Regions from separate parts of the Homo sapiens genome. Here regions 1, 2, 3 and 5 are each linked to region 4. The links are chromatin contacts, found by Hi-C or POLR2A ChIA-PET in ENCODE. All regions are on one chromosome and are shown on one strand. Each heading gives the region's core, a stretch centred on a gene start or an enhancer-like site at or near the end of the contact. The rest is flanking DNA. Distances are from core to core; before and after follow the strand shown.

Evidence for each region. A loop is a pair of places that touch in the nucleus more often than their neighbours do. ChIA-PET counts read pairs that join two places held with the same protein, here RNA polymerase II (POLR2A). Pooled maps may share reads with other maps.
Region 1: a map of B cell shows a loop between it and region 4 (18-fold over the local background). The contact joins the enhancer-like site here to the promoter of CEP126 in region 4. A Hi-C loop is called at or near these places in 1 of 168 maps with a recorded cell type or tissue (B cell). POLR2A ChIA-PET finds 5 or more read pairs at or near these places in 1 of 52 experiments (T-cell).
Region 2: a loop to region 4 is called in a map of endothelial cell of umbilical vein, with 23 times the contacts of the local background. The contact joins the promoter of FAM76B here to the promoter of CEP126 in region 4. A Hi-C loop is called at or near these places in 2 of 168 maps with a recorded cell type or tissue (CD8-positive, alpha-beta T cell and endothelial cell of umbilical vein) and 6 of 50 pooled maps.
Region 3: a loop to region 4 is called in a map of CD8-positive, alpha-beta T cell, with 7 times the contacts of the local background. The contact joins the promoter of CWC15 here to the promoter of CEP126 in region 4. A Hi-C loop is called at or near these places in 2 of 168 maps with a recorded cell type or tissue (CD8-positive, alpha-beta T cell and naive thymus-derived CD4-positive, alpha-beta T cell) and 9 of 50 pooled maps.
Region 5: a map of CD8-positive, alpha-beta T cell shows a loop between it and region 4 (7-fold over the local background). The contact joins the promoter of JRKL here to the promoter of CEP126 in region 4. A Hi-C loop is called at or near these places in 1 of 168 maps with a recorded cell type or tissue (CD8-positive, alpha-beta T cell) and 4 of 50 pooled maps. POLR2A ChIA-PET finds 5 or more read pairs at or near these places in 1 of 52 experiments (OCI-LY7).

Annotation. Positions count from the first base shown.
Region 1 is chr11:96,185,846-96,189,535 of GRCh38, reverse strand. The region is part of intron 1 of MAML2 (mastermind like transcriptional coactivator 2); the gene reads left to right. Among named protein-coding and RNA genes, the nearest start is that of MIR1260B, 150 kb to the left of the region's middle. RefSeq lists an enhancer at 1,617-1,676. Within about 2 kb of position 1,600, at least 12 of the 41 ENCODE cell types and tissues checked have a DNase peak (open chromatin) inside an H3K27ac peak, as active enhancers do.
Region 2 is chr11:95,787,913-95,791,599 of GRCh38, reverse strand. FAM76B (family with sequence similarity 76 member B) reads left to right here and starts at 1,818. Exons shown (of 10, transcript NM_144664.5): 1 at 1,818-2,208; 2 at 3,037-3,101. The coding sequence starts at 2,122. It overlaps CEP57 (centrosomal protein 57), which reads right to left and starts at 1,102. Exons shown (of 11, transcript NM_014679.5): 1 at 857-1,102. The coding sequence starts at 901. RefSeq lists enhancers at 194-857, 821-1,290 and a silencer at 1,791-2,210.
Region 3 is chr11:94,970,923-94,974,830 of GRCh38, reverse strand. CWC15 (CWC15 spliceosome associated protein) reads left to right here and starts at 1,275. Exons shown (of 7, transcript NM_016403.4): 1 at 1,275-1,333; 2 at 2,638-2,776; 3 at 3,344-3,456; 4 at 3,766-3,854. The coding sequence starts at 2,646. It overlaps KDM4D (lysine demethylase 4D), which reads right to left and starts at 1,122. Exons shown (of 3, transcript NM_018039.3): 1 at 763-1,122. RefSeq lists enhancers at 869-1,018, 1,339-1,508, 1,223-1,998.
Region 4 is chr11:101,913,649-101,917,374 of GRCh38, reverse strand. CEP126 (centrosomal protein 126) reads right to left here and starts at 2,365. Exons shown (of 11, transcript NM_020802.4): 1 at 1,963-2,365. The coding sequence starts at 2,090. It overlaps ANGPTL5 (angiopoietin like 5), which reads left to right and starts at 853. Exons shown (of 9, transcript NM_178127.5): 1 at 853-1,356. RefSeq lists an enhancer at 2,347-2,446.
Region 5 is chr11:96,388,763-96,392,886 of GRCh38, reverse strand. JRKL (JRK like) reads right to left here and starts at 2,874. Exons shown (of 2, transcript NM_001261833.2): 1 at 2,814-2,874; 2 at 1-2,404. The coding sequence starts at 2,237. The coding sequence ends at 663. It overlaps CCDC82 (coiled-coil domain containing 82), which reads left to right and starts at 2,975. Exons shown (of 10, transcript NM_024725.4): 1 at 2,975-3,043. RefSeq lists a silencer at 2,802-3,061.

The DNA.
Region 1 (3,690 bases), core at 351-2,850, 5.7 Mb after region 4:
ATTTTCAGTTACCTGAAATTAGTCATAGTGGTAAGAGACTACTTTTCTTTCTAGTCTATCCCGCAATAGTGTTTAAGCTTATTTCAGGTATTTCAAATGGAGAATTCAAAGCATCCACTTTAAATGAGTCTTAAAAGTCTATTCTCTTCTAGGAGTAACTATTGGTATGTAAAAACACTACATTAATACATAAAGATTTCCTAGGAAGTAAATTATAAGCACGAAACTTGTGCCATACAAAATGGCTACTTGTTTAAAAAATTGTTCAGAGAAGTCAGATTAGGTCCTATTGGCTATAATTGGATAATGGAAATCCATTTTATATGCATTACCAAACTCTCATCAAATCATACCTCAAGGCACCAAGAGGCAAATCACCTCTTGTATTAAACTAGATATGGCCGGTGAATAATGGGTGCAGAGGTGGTCATTTCCATGAGTGGAACCAGATATAGAAAAAAAAAAACAAAACAGTTTCTAGCATTGAGCTAGAAGCTTCTCTTTACTAATAAGATGTGACTGAATTCCAGGAATATTTGTTCAGTTAAAAGAGTAATGGTTTCTCCTCAGTGGCTCTTTGGACATTTGAAATCTTTTGCTTATTTGTTTAGCAGAATTTTTTTTTTAATGTTGAACAAATGCACAGCAGCTTTGGTGGTGCTCTGACCAGCCCCATAGAATGCTGCCTCAAAAGTTTTTCCTGTGACACTTCCTTTCAGAGATGTTTCACATGTGCTTTTTTCCTTCTGCCCACACTCTGTGTTCACCACCAACTTTCCATTGTCAGTCCCCTCCCACACACAATTTCACTCTCTCATACACTCCCTGAATCTTACAGCAGCTCAAACTACCACTCACGTTTTCATTACATTATGGGAAAGGAAAAAAAAAAACTGACTTCCTCAAAAAGGACATAAAGTTCATTTTTTAAAGGACTTAACGTTTTCAAAAAGATTTTCTTTTGTAAGATCTCCTCATTCCTGCCTGTTGTACTTGCCATAATAGGGACATACAGGCTTTCTCTTTGCTTGTGGGACCCCCAAGCCATTTTTCTCTGTTGACTGGTTTTCTCATCAGAAGTTCTTAATTATGAGTCAATAAAATAATACTCTACAGTCACAGCCCCAGGGAAGGGAAGGATTGCTTAAGTATCTAGGTTATTCAGGGAAGGATGGGGGTAGAGAGAGATGTGTTGGCTTTCCATTTTCTATTCAAGCAAAAGCAGTTTTAAAATCTGAAATTAGAAAGGTTATAGGAACTGCTTAAATCAGACTTTCATGTCTGTGTTATAAGCTTCCAACTTGGGAAAGCTTAAGAAAAAGAAACCTAAGGTTTCAAACATGTGCTTGTTTCAAAGCACAAACTTGGCGACTTCTCACATTGCTTTCACTAAACCTAAGAGTTCTCATACAAGTGAGGTCTGTTTTCATCACTTTCCAGCAAAGATTAAATAGCAGGGTGCTGTAGTGATGATTCTGGTTACTGAGATTTCATTGCCAAGTCAGAAACATCAGAGGGACAACTCCATTTAACCATAGGCCAAAGATACCTCTGCCACATGAAGGCCAGGCCAAATGCCAGCCGAATGAATCAGTATGCACAGTGCTGGAGTCAGAAGCAGACACCTCTTCTGGAGTGCTTAGTCCATAGACTGGAGTGAAAAATATCAGAGCAGAGGAGAAGAACAGTAATAGGTGGACATTCCTAAACACGACAGTTATTTAAAACTTTTTTTTTTTTTTTGAGACAGAGTTTCACTCTGTCGCCAGGCTGGAGTGCAGTGGCACGATCTCGGCTCACTGCAACCTCTGCCTCCCTGGTTCAAGCGATTCTCCTGCCTCAGCCTCCCGAGTAGCTGGGGTTCCAGTCACATGCCACCATGCCCAGCTAATTTTTGTATTTTTACTAGAGATGTTGGCCAAGATGGTCTCCATCTTCTGACCTTGTGATCCACCACCCTCGGCCTCCCAAAGTGCTGGCATTACAGGCGTGAGCCACCGCACCCGGCCTGTTTAAAACTTCTTACTCACTTTGGATAAATGATGCTGGGAGTTCAAGCATTTACTTCCAAGACAACCTGGGATAGGATCAGCAGTGATTCCTTAAGTGAAGCTACGTTTATACCTCAATTCTTTTGTTTATTCATTCATCTGTTTAAAATAAAATATTTCTAGAATACCTACTAAGTGTCAAGAAAATACCAAATATATTTCTTTTGGCATCTAGGTAATGAGTTAATTTGAAAGTCTGAGAAAACCAGCAATCTGGAATAACAGTGGCTTTTATTAATCATCTGCTATGTGCCACATTTTATATGTTATCTCATTTAGCTATCACACTTAGCTTCTAAAAAAGATGGGGAGAAAGTATCCAAATGAATGTGCAGAGACAACTTGATTCACAGAGGTAAGAAAGACCCCTCAGACACCCACTGAAGATACTGGGAATTTCAAATAAGGTTAAAGGTACATTACTCAGGGCACCAGGAATGTTCAAAAAATGGACCACAGTTCAGTAGCAAGGAAGCCTCTAGGCACTATTCACATTTGTTTGAGTCACAATTTTAAAATGAGTGAAACTTGTGTCTTTGAATTCAGTATCATTTACCAAATCATACTGTGCTTGTGATATTTGTGCATATGGTAGCCTCTGTGTAAAAAGCTTCTCTCTATGAGATACACTGGCTAATAGTTGTTAAGGGGCCCGGCTCTAAAGCCAGGGGCTATTGGGTTCAAACTGCCACTCTAACACTCACCTACTATGTAGCCTTGAGAAAGTGATTTCAAGCTCTCTCTATCGGTTTCTCATCTGTAAAATGAGGATAATGCTACTTCCTACATAGTGGAGTTGTGAAAATAAAATGCATGTGAGTTACTTAACATAGTAGCCAACATTCACAAAATAATTATCATTGCATCTGCCCCTCTTTTCATCACATTTTTTTTTGAGACGGATTCTCACTCTTGTTGCCCAGGCTGGAGTGCAATGGCACAATCTCAGCTCACCGCAACCTCCACCTCCCGGGTTCAAGAGATTCTCCTGTCTCAGCCTCCTGAGTAGCTGGGATTATAGGCATGCACCACCACGCTTGGCTAATTTTGTATTTTTAGTAGAGACAAGGTTTCTCCATGTTGGTCAGGCTGATCTCAAACTCCCGACCTCAGGTGATCCGCCCACCGTGGCCTCCCAAAGTGCTGGGATTACAGGCGTGAGCCACTGCACCCGGCCTTCATCCCACTTTTATAGTACACTTTTGTGTATCTGTTCTTTCTAGGGACTCAAAAAAGTACTTTGATTCTCCTGTGATTTGATAGGCAATTTGTAAAAGCTAATATTTAATTCATTTAGGAGCAAAACCTAATTATGCTTTATTGCTGTATAATTTCCTCTAGTGTGCAGGTATGTGATGCAGCTTATTAAAGTAAGAAAGTAAACTATGCTGTCTATCAGAATGGGAGAATTTGTGGGTTCTATACACTTGGGGTCCTCAAACTGTAAGGTGTAAATAAATCCTAGGTCTCGTTAAAATGCAGATTCTGACCCAGTAGGTCTGGGGAGGGGCTGGGAGTCTGTATTTGAAAGGTGCTTTCTGTTGGTACCTATGCTGTGGATCTGTGCACCACGCATTGATGCTATACATATTACATTAAACTGTGCCTCATCTGGATTGTGGCACAAGGTAAAATAGAT
Region 2 (3,687 bases), core at 569-3,068, 6.1 Mb after region 4:
TTTCTCTTCAGTGTTTTTCTCCTTCAAAGCAGGGTTTCTATTCTGTTCATTTGGACCCTAACAGTATACCAGGCATCGAACATTTGCTAACTGGAGAAATAAGAGCTCCAACATTTACTTCCTATCAAAGCTTTCCAATGCCGCGGTTTTCAAAAACCTAAGCATTCGACACTCCAATTTGAGAAATACCAGTGAATACCAGTAACTAAACTGGATGGTGACATTTGATGAGGCGAAAACAATATTTAAAATCAATTCCCCCTGTCGCCTCTCCAAAAGGGCATTTCCACATTGAAGTTCCAGTAATTCTAGGTGACAGGAAGCGCGCGTTCTGGCTACGAGCATCACACAACGAAGTTAATGTGGATGGGAGTGGGAGGCACTGCAGGGATAGGAAACAGCATAAGCAACGACTAGTAAGCGCTCGAGAGACGGCGGACTACTATTCTGCAACGTCTCTTAAACACACTGGCGCGCCTCACCTGATCTGGCGAGTTTCCTAGAGGGGCCGCTGAACCCACGTGACCAAAAGAGCTACATTTTTGCAGGCCAGGGAGTGGGCAGTTATCCCAGCCGGCCCTTGGGAATGTTAGGCAACCGGGGTTGGTTGCTACGCCAAAAGGTGAATAAGGGCTGGGGAACAGGGGCGGCCAGCCCAGTTTCACTGGGAGCCAGAGGGTGCAGCTTCGACACAGCCACAGTGAATGGAAGCTTGGGGAGCGCGGGGCAATCTAGGCATTCCCGCCGACCTCCAGAATTGCGTCAGAAGCTGGACTGACAGCGCCCTGAAACGTGAGGAAACTCAAAGAGGCGCTTAGGGCCGACGTGGGGCCCACTCGCGCCAACTGCTTCTTACCGACAAGTGAGAACCAGAAGCCGCAGAGACAGACGCCGCCGCCATCTTTCAGCCTGCCCAGGGGGTCTCCGCACTTCGGGGGCGGTCTAGGTTCTCGTGCTCTTCTCCAAGACTCGGGAGCCGCCCACCAGCGGGGACCCTAGGCTGAACCCCTGATGGAAAAGGGCAAGGGTGCTGGTGCTGGGCTTGGAAACCCCTGCAACACACCCCCTCAGGGCCGCCTACGCTCACAGCTTACACAGAAAGGGCAACACGTCCTAACGGACGTCTTTCCTAGCCAATCAAAACAGCAGACGTCTTTCTGTAGTAGGAGAGAATCCGCCTCTTCCCTGGTGACGTCACAAGGTAGCGCGTAACGGGGCCCGCTGGGGCAGACAACGCCGGGGTTACAGGCCGGCTCTGCGGGGATTCTACGGAGGGTCGGGCCTCCTCCAGTAAGAAGCGTGGGCGAGTAGTGGTGTCGCCAGTGGCAACTGAAGGGAGTAATGGAGATAAAACAAAAGCGAAGGCGAAGTTAAAGCACTCCACGAGTTCCCTCGGATTAAACGCCGGAGAGAGCGTGAATTTGCCTCGGGGACGCCTCTCCAGGTGAAGTATTTACCTTTTGGCCAATAACAAATAGGATTAGGAGGGACTTAACGATTTAGTCCAATAGAAAGCAAGGGAAAAAAAGTTGCGGCAGAGAACGAGCCTTTCGCGAACATTTGCTCAATTGGATTGGGGCGCTCTCAGCCAAACCTGGGACTGGCTGTTAGAAATAGCCGCGACCGCAGACCTTTGGGCGGGGCAGGTTCAAAGCGGATTTCGCGCGCTGAGAGCTCCGGGATGTCATTGGCCGGCGACATCCTCCCTTTGTGGGCGCTTCCTGCGTCGCGGAAGTTGGGAGTTGGGAGGAGCCATCGAATGACGCGATAGCCTTCGCAGCCAATCAGGGATGGGAAAGGGAGGCCGAGAAGGAAGCGGATCCACGGCCGCACAGCTAAACAGCAACCCCCTACCCGCTTCGTCTCCCTCCGCCGCTATCGGGGCCTAAGCGGGAGCGGCTGGCACGGCGTCACTGGGTGGGCTGGGGCGGAAGTGGAGGCGGAGGGAGACGGTGGCGTCGTCCGCGGGGCCCTGGGCTCTCGCGGCGAGGCCCTGGTGGGCGCGAGGCAGGGGGAGGGGGAGGAGGAGGAGCCCGCGGCCCGGGCGGCGGCGGCTCTCGGGTTCTCCGTAGGGCCCCGCCTCGGAGCGGGCGGCGGCGGAGGAGGAGACTGAGGAGCAGGATGGCGGCCTCGGCCCTGTACGCCTGCACCAAGTGTACCCAGCGTTATCCTTTCGAGGAGCTCTCCCAGGGCCAGCAGCTCTGCAAGGTCCGTGGGCTCCGGGAGGCGGGCGGGATGGGTGTCCTCGGCCGTAGCCGGAGGGGGCCGGGTAGCCGCTGCACTGCAGCCCCTCTTCGCCGGCGCCTCAGGGGTTTGGGAGTCTGGAGCCCTCGCCTCCCCACTCGGGGACCCCTTTTTCTGGGGGCTTGAACATTAGCTGGGAACGGACCCTGAAAGGGAGGCAGAATCGTGCCCTTTTCCAGGCGGCCCAGGAGGGTGCCGGGCCCCGTCAGCGTCTGGGGGTCTCAGGAGTGGGGTTGAGTGAGGCAGCCACCTGTCTATGCCGCAGAGACCCAGGGGTGGAGATGTTTTCATCTCGGTTTTCTGCCTGGTCTGTCCTCTTCTTCCACCAGGAGGCAGGGGACGGTTTTTGCACTTTCTTGCTAGGAACCCGAAGCCGCAAAGCTGATGGCATCCTTCTTCCCTGTCCAGGAAAGCGAAGCGACTGGTTTGGGAACAGAATGCTCTGATTTGGAGCTCCTCCCATCCCATTAAAGCCTGGATGCTGTCTGTGAGCAACGGTGCAAAATAATAAGTAGTTTCACATTTAACCAATCCTTGAAATAGGCCCTGACAGCTTTCTTAATTTGTCTGTAATATACCCCCACGTCTACTAAAGACAAAGACACCTGTGCCTTCCCTAAGGAATTATATTGTGATTGGCCACTTATATGATAAAGCATCCAGTTCTTTACGTTGGGGCCAGGTTTTATAAATGTTTTAGACTTTCACTAGGTTGGGTAAACAGTTTTCTACCAGAAAAGTGAGATTTGGGACTTTCAGAAAGATACTGACTAATGTATTGTCTTATTACAGGAATGTCGGATTGCACATCCTATTGTAAAATGTACTTACTGCAGATCAGAATTTCAACAAGAGAGGTTTGTATACTGAATAGTTTTTGACTGTTAAAGACAAGTGTTGTCTTTATGGAATACTTGGGGGTTGTAATCCCATGTTTTTATGAAAGTATTTTTAAAAAATGGTTTAGCCCCAGAAATTTTAAGTTGTAAACCTTTTATACATGGTGGGAGAGAGAATGTTGCGAAAAAAACCAGTGGTGGTTAATTTACAGTTAGACTTTATATGAGAGAAGGAATAATACTACATGGAAAATGTACAGCCTTGCTAATGAAAATGCAAATGTAAACAGTTATGTTAAACTAAAAAAAAATGGTAAAGCCTTAATGGATCTGAGGAAAGGTCTGTAGTGTTACCAACTGCCTTCCAAGGTGAAAATCTAATAATTTGTTACATAGAAGAGGAGTAGTACGTAACATTTTTAACAGTTCCACTCTGAGAGTATATACAGAAAGTAGCCTCAGAAAAGAACAAATAATTTCTTCATAAATAGGTGTGGGCATTATAATGTTGGACAGTAGCCAAGTGGAAGGTTAGGTAGGCACTGGTATTGTAATGCTGTGCAGTAATAGTGTCAAGTGTGAAGATTTTGGAGCTATATAGGAA
Region 3 (3,908 bases), core at 26-2,525, 6.9 Mb after region 4:
ATCCAGGTAGGAGATGGTGTTGGCAAAGGCAAGGGTAGTGGCAGTAGAATAAAATTGCGGGTGAGTTTTAAAAGTAGAATTGTTAAGACCTGTAAATGAACCGTATGTGAAGAGTGAATGAAAAGGAATTTAAGTAGGCACTCCGGGATTTTGGTTTGAGTAACTAGCATGATGATCGCGTCTTTTAGTGAGACTTGTTAAGACTGGAGGAGGGATACCTTCGGTAAGAAAAATCAGGATTTTCATCTTGAACTCTATGACTGAAAGGGCTTTTTCTGCTTTTCTTTCTTCATTAAAAAGTTGCAAAGAATTTAGGGGTAAGAAAGCATTTAAATATTCAATTTTGTGAGTTCCTTACATTTTAAACTAAGTTGGGGAAGTTGAATTTTCATTTGTTTAACAAATATTAATTGAGCAGCTACTATACGTCAAGGTCTATGTGATGAGATACCAAGATGAGCTAAACAACCAAGATCTCTATTCTCAGAATTTGTTTTTATGGAAGGGAGGAGAGACGACTGGTAGGTTTTTGGTTTTCGGGTTTTCTACTTTTCGTTGTCTTATTAAAACTTAACACTTAAGTAGCCATCTTAATAATTACATCTTGTGCTCCTGGTAGTTGGGCCCACCATTGTAAACGCTCTCGTAAATACTGACATCTCCCCTCCCACTAAAACTAACGTTTTTTAAATAAGAAATTTTAGCAAACATTACGAATACAACCTTTGCTTTGAAGTGTTAATATTTTTGCAGGAATGGTACCTTTGTAAAGATCGTGGTTGCCCCGTACATATTTGTTCTTTCTTCATATCCAATTAAATGAAAACACTAGTTTTTCCGAAGCCCAACTCTCTAGGTTTGTTGGTTCTAGCTCAGGAGAAAGGATGGAAGCAGGAGTCGTTGGATTTAAACAGTTTGGTGTAATCCTTTTCCACGCTCTCTCCCGCTAGCCGGGGACGTGGTGTCGGCTACCCGGGGCTTTCCGTCCACGCAGTACCGGAATGAAGGAGTCTGGGAGGGGGTCGGGGACGGAAAAGACGGAAGAGACATTAAGTAATTGGTTCTTGAAGGTATAAAATGAGGTTTAGGGTCTACTCTAAGGCACTGATTTCAAACGCCCGCCCCCTGGGCCGCTTCGGCCCCGCCCCTTAGTGCCGTTACGCCGACTTCCACTTCGGCCACTGCGGATTGGTCGTTGCTTCCGCCCCCGAAGCGCTTGGATTTTGCTTCCGGGTCGTAGGCGCTAGCTCTGGGCGCAGAGGTTTCTGGGAGCCAAGAGTGGTAATGGCGTCTGTATGATCTTCGGAGCCTGCTGCATCGGACCTCGGCCAGTGTGAGCGGCAAGAGGATAGGAGATTATCTTTCTTATCGCGATGGGACGGGAAAGGGCAGTTGGGGTCGGAGTCGGCGGCAGAGTGCAGAGCGCGGGCGGTGGAGGCCCTGGAGCAGCGGGCTAGGGGCGGAACCGAGTGCCTGTCAGGCGCGTCTGGAGCTCTTGGGCCCGCCGAGGAGATCGCAGCGTACAGGCAGCTCGCCTACTGCGTAAAGCGAACCCCAGGTCCTCCCTTCACTACCCTTCGCACCCCTGCAGTGCTGGGCACGGGTGAAGAGGCAGCGAGTTTCTGGTTATAGCCAAAGACTAGCTCACGGGAGGCCGGAGTGATAATTCCGTGGGTGTGTGGGAAGGGGCGGCGCCCCCAGCGCCAGATAACCCTGTTTTCTTCTTTGTATACATGTCTCTACCCTTTTTGAAAGTTGAGAGAATTAGCATCGCCCCCCCCCCAAAAAATCCTCCCAATTCGCCCACCCTCCCCACACACTTGCTTTTCCGACACTAACAGGGTTTTAGTGACTGCATCTGCTGCACAGTATTCTTGTGACTGCTCCAAGCAGAAAGTAACTTGAGGAATGAGTCCCTGATTTTTGGCATCAGAATCCTCTGGGGGTGAGGTTCCTGTTTTTTTTGAACAGGCCTTAAATTATAACCCACAAACGATCTAATTTATAGTATGATGCCTGTTGTAGGAGAAAATTGGCTCAACAAACGGTTGTTTAAGAATTTTTTTCTGTGTAACTGTCATTGAAGTTTAACACACTTTTCTCTGGGACATTTAGTAACTTTGTCAGTGATATTTTTTGTTTGTTTTTAGCTTTTGTTTCTACTAGCCTATTTGCTATTGTGTGAAGTTTAGATAAAATGCAAACCTTACAGAGTCTGGTAGAGTAAGGTTGAGTTGGAAATTTTTAAAACTCAGTCATGGCAGTACTGTATTTTACTAGGGTTTTGACATGTCAAGTGTCATAATTCTTATAATCTATGAGGAATATCTCCATTCCACAGATGACAAAGTTAAGCCAGGTGACTTGCTCAAGCCCATATAGTCAGAAGGAGAATAGGGATGCAAACTCAGATCTTCATGACAGAATTTTTTGTACTAAGGCAAGCCTGAGAAGCCATATTCCTTGTACAGCCTAAGCCTCATAATTTGTTTTCTTGAAAACTTTTGTTTAAGAAGATTAAGCAGGTTTTGGGGAATGAGTTTTAGAACTTATTTTACCAGTATGGATATTGATTAATACTCTATAAAATGAGTGTTTGTAATGTTGGAAATAACTTGATTATATTTTTCTTCAAAGCATAAAAGATGACAACAGCAGCCAGGCCAACCTTTGAACCTGCCAGAGGTGGAAGGGGAAAAGGAGAAGGTGATTTGAGCCAACTTTCAAAGCAGTATTCAAGCAGAGACCTACCCTCTCATACAAAGATAAAATACAGGTAGTAAGACTTTCTTTTTTTATTGTTCACAAAACAAGACCAGATCTGTTAAATGGCATGGTCATGATATAGTAGTATGTTTGAGTTATGTCACTTATCTATTTTCATAGGAATAGAATGCAATAGGATGTTTAACACTAAAATTCTGCTGTGATTTTAAAATGTGAAATTCCTACTAACCAGGAATTTTCATATGTAGATAGAACAATAAATAATAGAAATAATAATGCCTCAGAGTATGCACTATGAGCACCAGTCAGTATATTAAAAGTATTACTGTTAAGTTCTGAGTTGATATAATCCTAATAAAAATTAAAGACATTTTAATCACTGTAAAGCCTTATTATAGGAAAATATGTGATTGAATTTGGACTTCTTGAAATATTGGGAACATCACAAGAGTGGCTGTTAGTAACCTTCAGATTAAATTATGATCTTGTCTACTTCCCTTTTTTCTGCTTGAAGGACAAAGTCTCATTCCTGAATTGTCTTCCATTACTACAGTCTCTGTGTGTGTGTGTGTGTGTGTTTAAGTAACATTTTTGCCCTGGTTTGTTTCTACTTTAGACAGACTACTCAGGATGCCCCTGAAGAGGTTCGTAACCGTGACTTCAGGAGAGAGTTGGAAGAAAGAGAGAGAGCTGCTGCAAGAGAGAAAAATAGGGATCGTCCAACCCGAGGTACCAACACTATCCAAGACATTTGTCTCATAAAATTATGTTGTTGATAGTTTTTCTTTATGTAGCAATTGGAAAATGTTAACCATTTGTTTACTTTTACAGATTGATGTGAGCTGTACTACTTTCTTAGGTCATTAGAGATAATAACAACAAATATTTACCAAAGGCTTATTTGCCCAGGCACTGTGGATGTGAGTTCACTGTGGATAATGCTTTTAATGTGGGCTCCTTGTGCTCACAGGTCCCTAAAACATTTTAAGAAATGAAGTATTTGTTTTACTAAGTTAAATGATTTTTGTTTCCCCCCAGAACATACAACCTCCTCTTCAGTGTCAAAAAAGCCACGGTTAGACCAGATTCCTGCCGCCAACCTTGATGCAGATGACCCTCTAACAGATGTATGTTTTGTTTCCTCCTTTCATCTCTAATAATTGATTTACCATGCTATTCTA
Region 4 (3,726 bases), core at 1,116-3,615:
TTAAGGCTGTGGTCCTTTCATTTGCTTTCTTTCCTTTTTTTCATTTAGTCATGTAAATTTGAGCACCTACTCTGTGCTAGGTATCCAATGGGAAACATTATAGACACAAAGAACATTCCAATTAAACTTATATAAAAGGTACTTTAGTGTTTTTCCAGCTAGCAAACATAATGTTCTTGATTTAGTGTTATAATCTTTATTATGTTCAAAAATAATTCCTCTGTTCCAATTTAAATATATATTATCTAAACATATATATACACACATATGCAAACTAGCAAAAATATATATAAACCAGCACACACACACACACACACACACACACACACACACACACACACACACATTGTTGGATTTTATCAAAGTCTATTGGTCATCTATTAAAATGTTCATTTATAACTTGCCTAATTTTAACTATATATTTAGCCTTTAAGGATCTTTTTTAGTGTTGTATTTCTTTATAGGAAATGTCATTCTAATTCTGGAATAGAGTCTATTTGGTTGTGTTCATTCAAAGTATTGCTGGATTCTATTTATGAATATTTTCTTTGGCATTTGTATCAAAAATTTATACCACATAAAATTTAAAAAATGAGGCCTACAACCATTTTATTAATGAAAATAACAGAAAATACACTCTCAATGAGCCATTTACAATACTTCCCTATTTTCTGATTTAGAGATAAATCAGGGTCGTGTAATAGCAGTTGTGTCCAAGAAAATATAATGTCAAGAGGCCAGAATTAAATCCATACAGAAAATGATTGTGTTCATTTCAGAGTAACCTTTAAGAGGGCAATTTTGGGGAGCAGCAAGGGCAAAAGCCAAACTGAATGGGGTTAATAATGAATAGATGAGAGGAACTAGAAGCAGCTATTGCAAGCTACCATTTTGAGAACCTGCCCAAAGAAAGAAAAGACTGAAGGGATGGAAGATTGCAGAAAGCATGATCGGAGAAGAGATATTTTACTTTTAGTGAAGCTCTATACACATTTGTCTTCCTCACTAGATTTGTATCCCTAGAACCTAGAACAGAGTCAGCCAAAGAGCAGGCACTCAATACAAATTGTTGACTTGCTGCTAAAATTGTAACAGAGTACAAAGAACATCCTAGAAATTGGAGACAAAGGGGATAAGAAAACAGAGTTAACTTGGAAAGAGAAGACACTCATCTCTGACAAGACTGAAGATGATTACACAACACCATCATTGCCAACCAAGTCCTTTGGGAATACAAAGGTTAAATCCTAATCATCACAACAGTCTCTAAAGGAATAAACCTGATTTACAGATTTTGATAACAAAATACTTCTCCTCTTTCCATTTTCTACAATGCAACCAACAGCAACATCAAAGGTAGGCTTAACCAACTCTTCGAGAAAAGTCAGAGTTAATCCAGATTGTAAAGCGTCCAGGTCCCCTGTTTCTCATTTCCTCTTTTCTGTCGCTCTGACAACAGACTGGGCAGAGATGGAAAACAAAACAACTTACCAAACTGTGTAGCCTTTAGCAGCTCTGGTAAATGCATTTAGGGCTGTGTTAGGATAACTGTTAAAACGGACTCTTTAGGATAGCAAAACATTTTACTTATTTGTGTAATTTCTCTCTCCAAGTAGTACGATAAATCAGGAAGTAGTTAATATGTAAGTAAAGAACATAATGGCATAAAAATATCCCCACAGAATACACAGTTGATGTGTTTTAAAATTCACAAAAATTTTACAAAGTTGAAGAATGGGAGTAGGATAACAGGGTGATGGGGGGAAGCAGCCACAGAATTAGATAAAATGGTATAATTTCAGGTCTAAGGTGAGACACGACAGTTGCTAAAGGAAATATCTGCACTAAGATGACTTGCTAGTTTTGATCACCCTGCGTCAAAGGTAATGGGAATCTAATTGGAAAAAGATGGGCCCCGTTTTCAACATCGCTACCCTGGCAGCCACAGGCTGGGAAGGATACAGGTAAGAGCCAGGTCGGTGATGCCCGCCGCTCTCCCGAGGGCCGAGGGGGGCTCTGTCGAGGTTGTCCGATGATTCAGTGCCCAGTTCCCCGACCGCGCTCCGGGTTCCGGGCCTCCCCGCCAGCATCCTTCACTTCAGCGCCGCCTGTCTGCTCGCCCCCAGAACCTCCCTCATGGCAGCTCCGGCTTCCTCCTCCTCCTGCTCGGCCCCTCCCTACACTCCGTCTCTCAGGCCCCGCGTCACGGGCGCGGAAGGGTTGGCCTCGACAGCCCTAGCTCCCGCGCAGCGGCACTGGTGCCTGTAGCGGCGATGGCAGCTGAGGCAGCGGCGACCTCGCCGGGCAATAGCAGATGGGGCGGCAGCAACCCTGCAGCCGCCATCTTGACAACAACCGACGGCGCGTCCTTGACAACGGAAACCTGGGAGGAGCTACAGGTCGGGGCGGGACGATGTGCCCGAAGCAGCCAATCGCAGGCTCCGGCGGCCCCTCCAGCTTCGAGCGGCGGGTGGCAACCCAAGCATCCCTAGGGACCCGGGTTGTTGCGCGAGGGGTGAGCTGAGTGTTGTTTTAGAGCCTGATGCAGTTCTGCCTCCCTTTTTATGAGAGTGTTTTTGTGGCAGTACCGACAGTGACGAAAGACAGATGTAAAATCCTCAGATACAGGCAATTGCCACCGGGAGGAGTCTGCAGTGATTGTCTGGGGGACAATTTGGAGTTGAATTTGTTAAACTACTGAATCCTGTTGTGAGATTTTGAGTTGTGAGTCTTTCTGTGGCATCATCATCCCCAAACACCGTCTCTTTAAAATGTCTTTGTGAAGTGGAAATTTTCCTTCCCTGCATTCTCTCATCCACTCGGTAATGCTTCTGGCATTCCCTCTGCAGTCGTCTTCCTTGCCTTTGCCCTACTTAGAAGGTCTACATTTCAAAGCCTCCTAATGGTTCTCGCATTGCTGCCAGATTCTGGAAATGGACCATCACAGCAAAACTAGCAATCTCTTGGGAAGATATGCCAAAAGAGATCATCGCATTGAAATGGTTTTGGGAAGTATGGAAAATTAAATGGATTTTTGAGACACTAGTTTATTGGCTATGCAAGTGACAGTTTTGAAAAAGGCTGAATCTTATTGTTGGAGCCTAATGTAAATGCATATATAAATTCTGACTGTATTTCAGTCAGTGTTTTCTTGGAAAAATTCCCAGATTGGAAGCAGAAAGTACAGACCAAATAAAGATTATTCACCCACCATTCAAATGTCTCTGCCTTTGTGAATTAATTTGTTCATTTTAAGATTTCAAATAATAAACTTTTCCAGTTGAAACTGTTTAAAACAATCTTTGCAAACTTGGTTGCAATGACTCAAATTGGAATGTACACTGGCGACAGATTTTAAAGTGCCACAACAAATCCAGTTTCGATTTAAGACACAAAACACATGAACTCTCCTTCAGAAGCATACCAACAGGATAAAATATACAATTCTGACATGAAAAGCTAAATGTATACAACTGGACACTTGGCTATCTTGGCAAGTTTTTAATTGGCCTAGCCACAGGCAATGGCCTTGATTCTATTCCCACTGCTGTCATCACACGTTTGTCTCCCCATGGGTGATCTGAGTAAAGTAGGGCAGTGCAAAGTACAGATGAATATGAGAATATTAGAGTTGCTATTTGGAATATTTAGGCATGGTTAGCTTTCCAGAAGTCCAGCTTTTGCTATATTATTAGTTTGCGATCTCGTAAGTCCTAGGCATCTCAC
Region 5 (4,124 bases), core at 1,625-4,124, 5.5 Mb after region 4:
TGATCAGAATGCCTCTTTATAGATCAGCTTTCCCATAGTTTCTCTCTCATTTGGCAATAACTTCCCATATTTACTTCATTTCCAGAATAATCTCCCCCTCTTGCAACCCACACAAATGTAAGAGAATGAAGGCATAATTTCTATAATTCATAATTATTTCCCCATTATTGAATTTCATTTTTGAATTATTATAAATCATCCTGAAATCTAATAATATAAATCTTTCTCATCCTATCAGTCTATTAAAATATACAAAACATCATTTAAGATGGTTAACACAAGAAAAGATAACTATGGCAGCCTTCATAAATCAAGCAAAAGATTTCAGAAAAGTGCTTCAGTCTGTTCAGTTATCTCTAACTTTCACTAGAAAATTAAGGGAATGCCACTGTTACAGAAGGTATAATTGCAGATTCTAAAAAGTGAATACATGTGTACATGTAATTTATATCTATTCAGTATCATCTTCTGATTATCTGTACAAATAAAAGGACAAAAGACACAGATGATGAAAACACATAATCCTCAAACCACTTCAGATACATTTTGTGCCTGTATTTCACAGGACCAAGTCTGAGAATTCAGAACACAAAGAAAATTAAGCCATATTGCAAAGAGTTTGTCACAAACACAATGAGCAGAACAATAAAATTGAAATGACATTATTGACTTGACTTTGTCATCTTCTGTTTATTTCTGATGGTGGCTCGAAGTTTACGTATTACCAGTCTATCAGGTAGAATCATATCACCTTGTTGTTCTAGATAATCCAATAAATTTTCAGTCCACTGGAGGGCAGCTGCATGATTAATATGTTTCTCTGGAATTAGTTCTATTTCCTCCTCCTCATTTTCACTGGATTCATCTGCCTGGCCTTGTGCTCTTCTGATGATTTCGCTATCAGTTAACACTTCATAGCCTGGTTCAGTACTGTCTACTTCAAGCCATTTTTCAAGGTTCTCAGTAGTCACATTTTCCAATCCTTTGGTGTGTTGTAAAATGGCAGCCACAGTAGCCACAGAAATATCTTCAACATCAAAGTCCAGGCTCTCTTTCTCCTCTACCATAGGGAGAATCTTCTTCCATGCTCTGCTAATGGTAACTGGTTTTACTAAGTTCCATGCCATTGCTATTTCATAAAGTGCATCCAACAGAGTTAGCTTCTTCCAGAATGATTTCAGGTCATTACCTTCTTCCAAGTTGTTCTGGAGAAGACCTGCACGATAATTTCTCTTCATCGTTGCTATGACTCCCTGATCTGAAGGCTGAATCAATGAGGCCACATTAGGTGGTAAATATTTAGCAAATATTTGGCCATCATCTGACCTTAGGACATTTTCATTTGGATGTGTTGGTGAATTATCCAACAAGAGCACAGCCTTTTCCTGCAAGCCTTTAGATCTTAAATACTCTCGAACTTGCGGCACAAAAATTTTATCAAACCATTGTCGGAAAATGGAAAGATCCATCCATGCACCTTTTTGGCTGAAATAAGAGACTGGCAGGTTTAAGGTGTCAGTTGATTTAAAGGAGCGAGGTTTCTTTGCTTTCCCCACAACACAAAGTTTAAGTTTGTGTAAACCTGTTGCATTGGCACAACACATGATTGTGACTCTTTCTTCAATTGATTTGTGCCCAGGGACAGTGCATTTACCTTTGATTACTGAAATCCTAGAAGGCAAGCACTTCCAAAAGAGTCCAGTTTCATCTGCATTGTAGATTTGTTCAGGCTGTAAATTCTCTCGTTCAATAAAATCTCGAAAGTTATTACAAAAATCTTCCACCGCAGTCTCATCTCCATTTAATCTTTCATTTCTAATGTTAATCTCTCTAATGCTGTGCCGCTGCTTAAAACGAGTTAGCCAACCGGCAGAGGGGTTAAAATCACCATCCATTCCCAAAGCATAAAAGAAGAACTCTGCCCTTTTTGCACAAATTGGTCCAGATATGGGATTCCCTTTTGCTCTTTGCTGGTTGAACCATTCCAGCATTGCCCTGTCCAATTCCTCATACATGGATGGCTTCATAGATTTCCTCTTGGCCAAAAGACTTGTGGAATCAGAACTGCTTGCATAAGTTATAATCTTTTCCTTATTTTTTCTTATATCCCGAACTGTTGTTTCACCAATTCCATAAATCACTGCCAGTTGTTTGGAAGAACCTCCGTCTTCAAGTTTCTTTATTATATCAAGCTTATCTTTAATAGTCAACACCACACGCTTCCGTTTCCCTGACATAGCGAGGTTCTGGGACTCACCCCACACTCACAATGTAGCAATCCACAAAATCCTTCCTTCTCTTACACAGGCTCACTTCAACAGTCTTAACACACTCAGTCTTTCATCCTTACCAGCAACCTGGTGGCCCTGATCCCCTCCCGGGCTGGGGTTGGCTGGCAAATAGACTGCAGAAGAAGGTGAAAGAGGAGGAAGTTTGAGAGAACAGGCCTTTCTTTAACTTATACGGGCAGTAGCGGAGGCCCCATGTCACCGCGGATAATCCGGATTAAAAGCATGTGTTTTATTACCCCAGCAGCCGTGAGAAAGACTATACCCCCATTGTGGCCACGAACCTCCTGCACGTCCAGATCCCGGGTAACCGCGCGTCACTAACCCCTGCCACACCCCAAAGTTACGACAGAGAGCCGAAGAGCCTAGGAGTCAAGGACTGGCACCCTTCCTCAGGGGAACGGATATATTAGATTCCTTCCCCAGCAGCAGGGCCCTCCCGCCGCGCAGCCCCAGTTTCCCGCGCCAGCTTTAGCCGGGACAGTCCTCCCAGTCCCTCAAAACCCGCCAGGCCCCTCTCCCCACCTCTCTTGCAACCAGGACCCGCACAGCTCCCTGACTATCGCGCGGCAGTCGCTCCGCCCCTAGCCACGCTCCCGGAAGATGATCCCTCCCGCCGCCTGGCCCCACCCCTCGCCCCACCCAGAGGCGGGACTTCCCTTGGTCCCCGGAAGGGGGGGAGGAGCATCGCTTGTCCTGAGCTGGTTGCCGGGGCAGGGGCGGAGGCGGAGGCAGAGGTGGAGGCGCTTTGAAAGGTGAGAGCGCGAGGGCGGTGCGGGGCTGTCTCCCGGCTGGGACTCGCTCGCGCTCCCGGTGCTAATGGTTTATGAGAGGGGCGGGGGAAGCCGTGCCTCCTCGCGGACTAAGAGAAAAATTCCCGCGGGCGCTCTTTGGGTGGGCCGGAGAACGCCCCTCAGCCCTTTGCGCCTCTAACCCTCCTCAGCTGAGCTGCAGTGGGCGCGGTGCCCGTTATTTCCGCCTTGGGGAGGTGCTTGGAACTGATGTAGGGAGCTCGGTTGGTGATTTCTCGGGTTTCTGGCCTTTCCAGACCCTTGTAATTGTTTTCTCGGTGCAGAGCTCTTTTGGGGTCTGGGGGTTTCCGTCGTCCTGCGCGCGTCATCGCGAAGCTTGGCCTGAGGGTCCGGTTTCCTAGCTACTGTGCCCCTCCCTCCTGGAGGCAGAGTGACGGACTAGTGGGCTAGCGGGCGCTGGGTTCCTGCGTCCCGCCAAAGAGGTTTGTAATCATGAAAGTCACCCTTCCGGGTGTTAATTCCTGAGAGGATCTATTCCACTGTCTACCACTCATTCCTGCTGCATTAACCTTCATTGTTAACGGATTTTAATGAATAATATAGTTATCCCGGATACCATGCTGGCAGGATCCACTTTGCGAAATTGTGGACTGTTGGACTGTGATTCTAAGTGGGGGAAATAGGCTTTCCTCTCTTTATGTTTATTTTCTTATATCCTATTTCTGTCATGTTCTGTCTTGTTTTCCTGCCAATAGAAGAACTATGATAAATTTATTCATAGCAGTGTGATAAGAACTTGATCTTAATCATACACTGTAGCCCTCAAATCGTGTATTATGCTGGCTTGTTTTTGGTGTCCCTAGTAATTTCATCAGATTGTGAGCTCCTTGGGAGCAGAGACCATGTTTATTTGAAATGGTGGCAGCACAGTTCCTAGCAGGTGCTTGCATTTTGGTAGATATTCAATAATTATTTTTCGGCTTATTAATCTTTGCTCTCCAAACTGCCATATAAAAGAAAACATCGAAGAGGAGTGATGTTTTACACCCAAGAATGGATCCCTCCTGGTAGAATTTCAAATAAT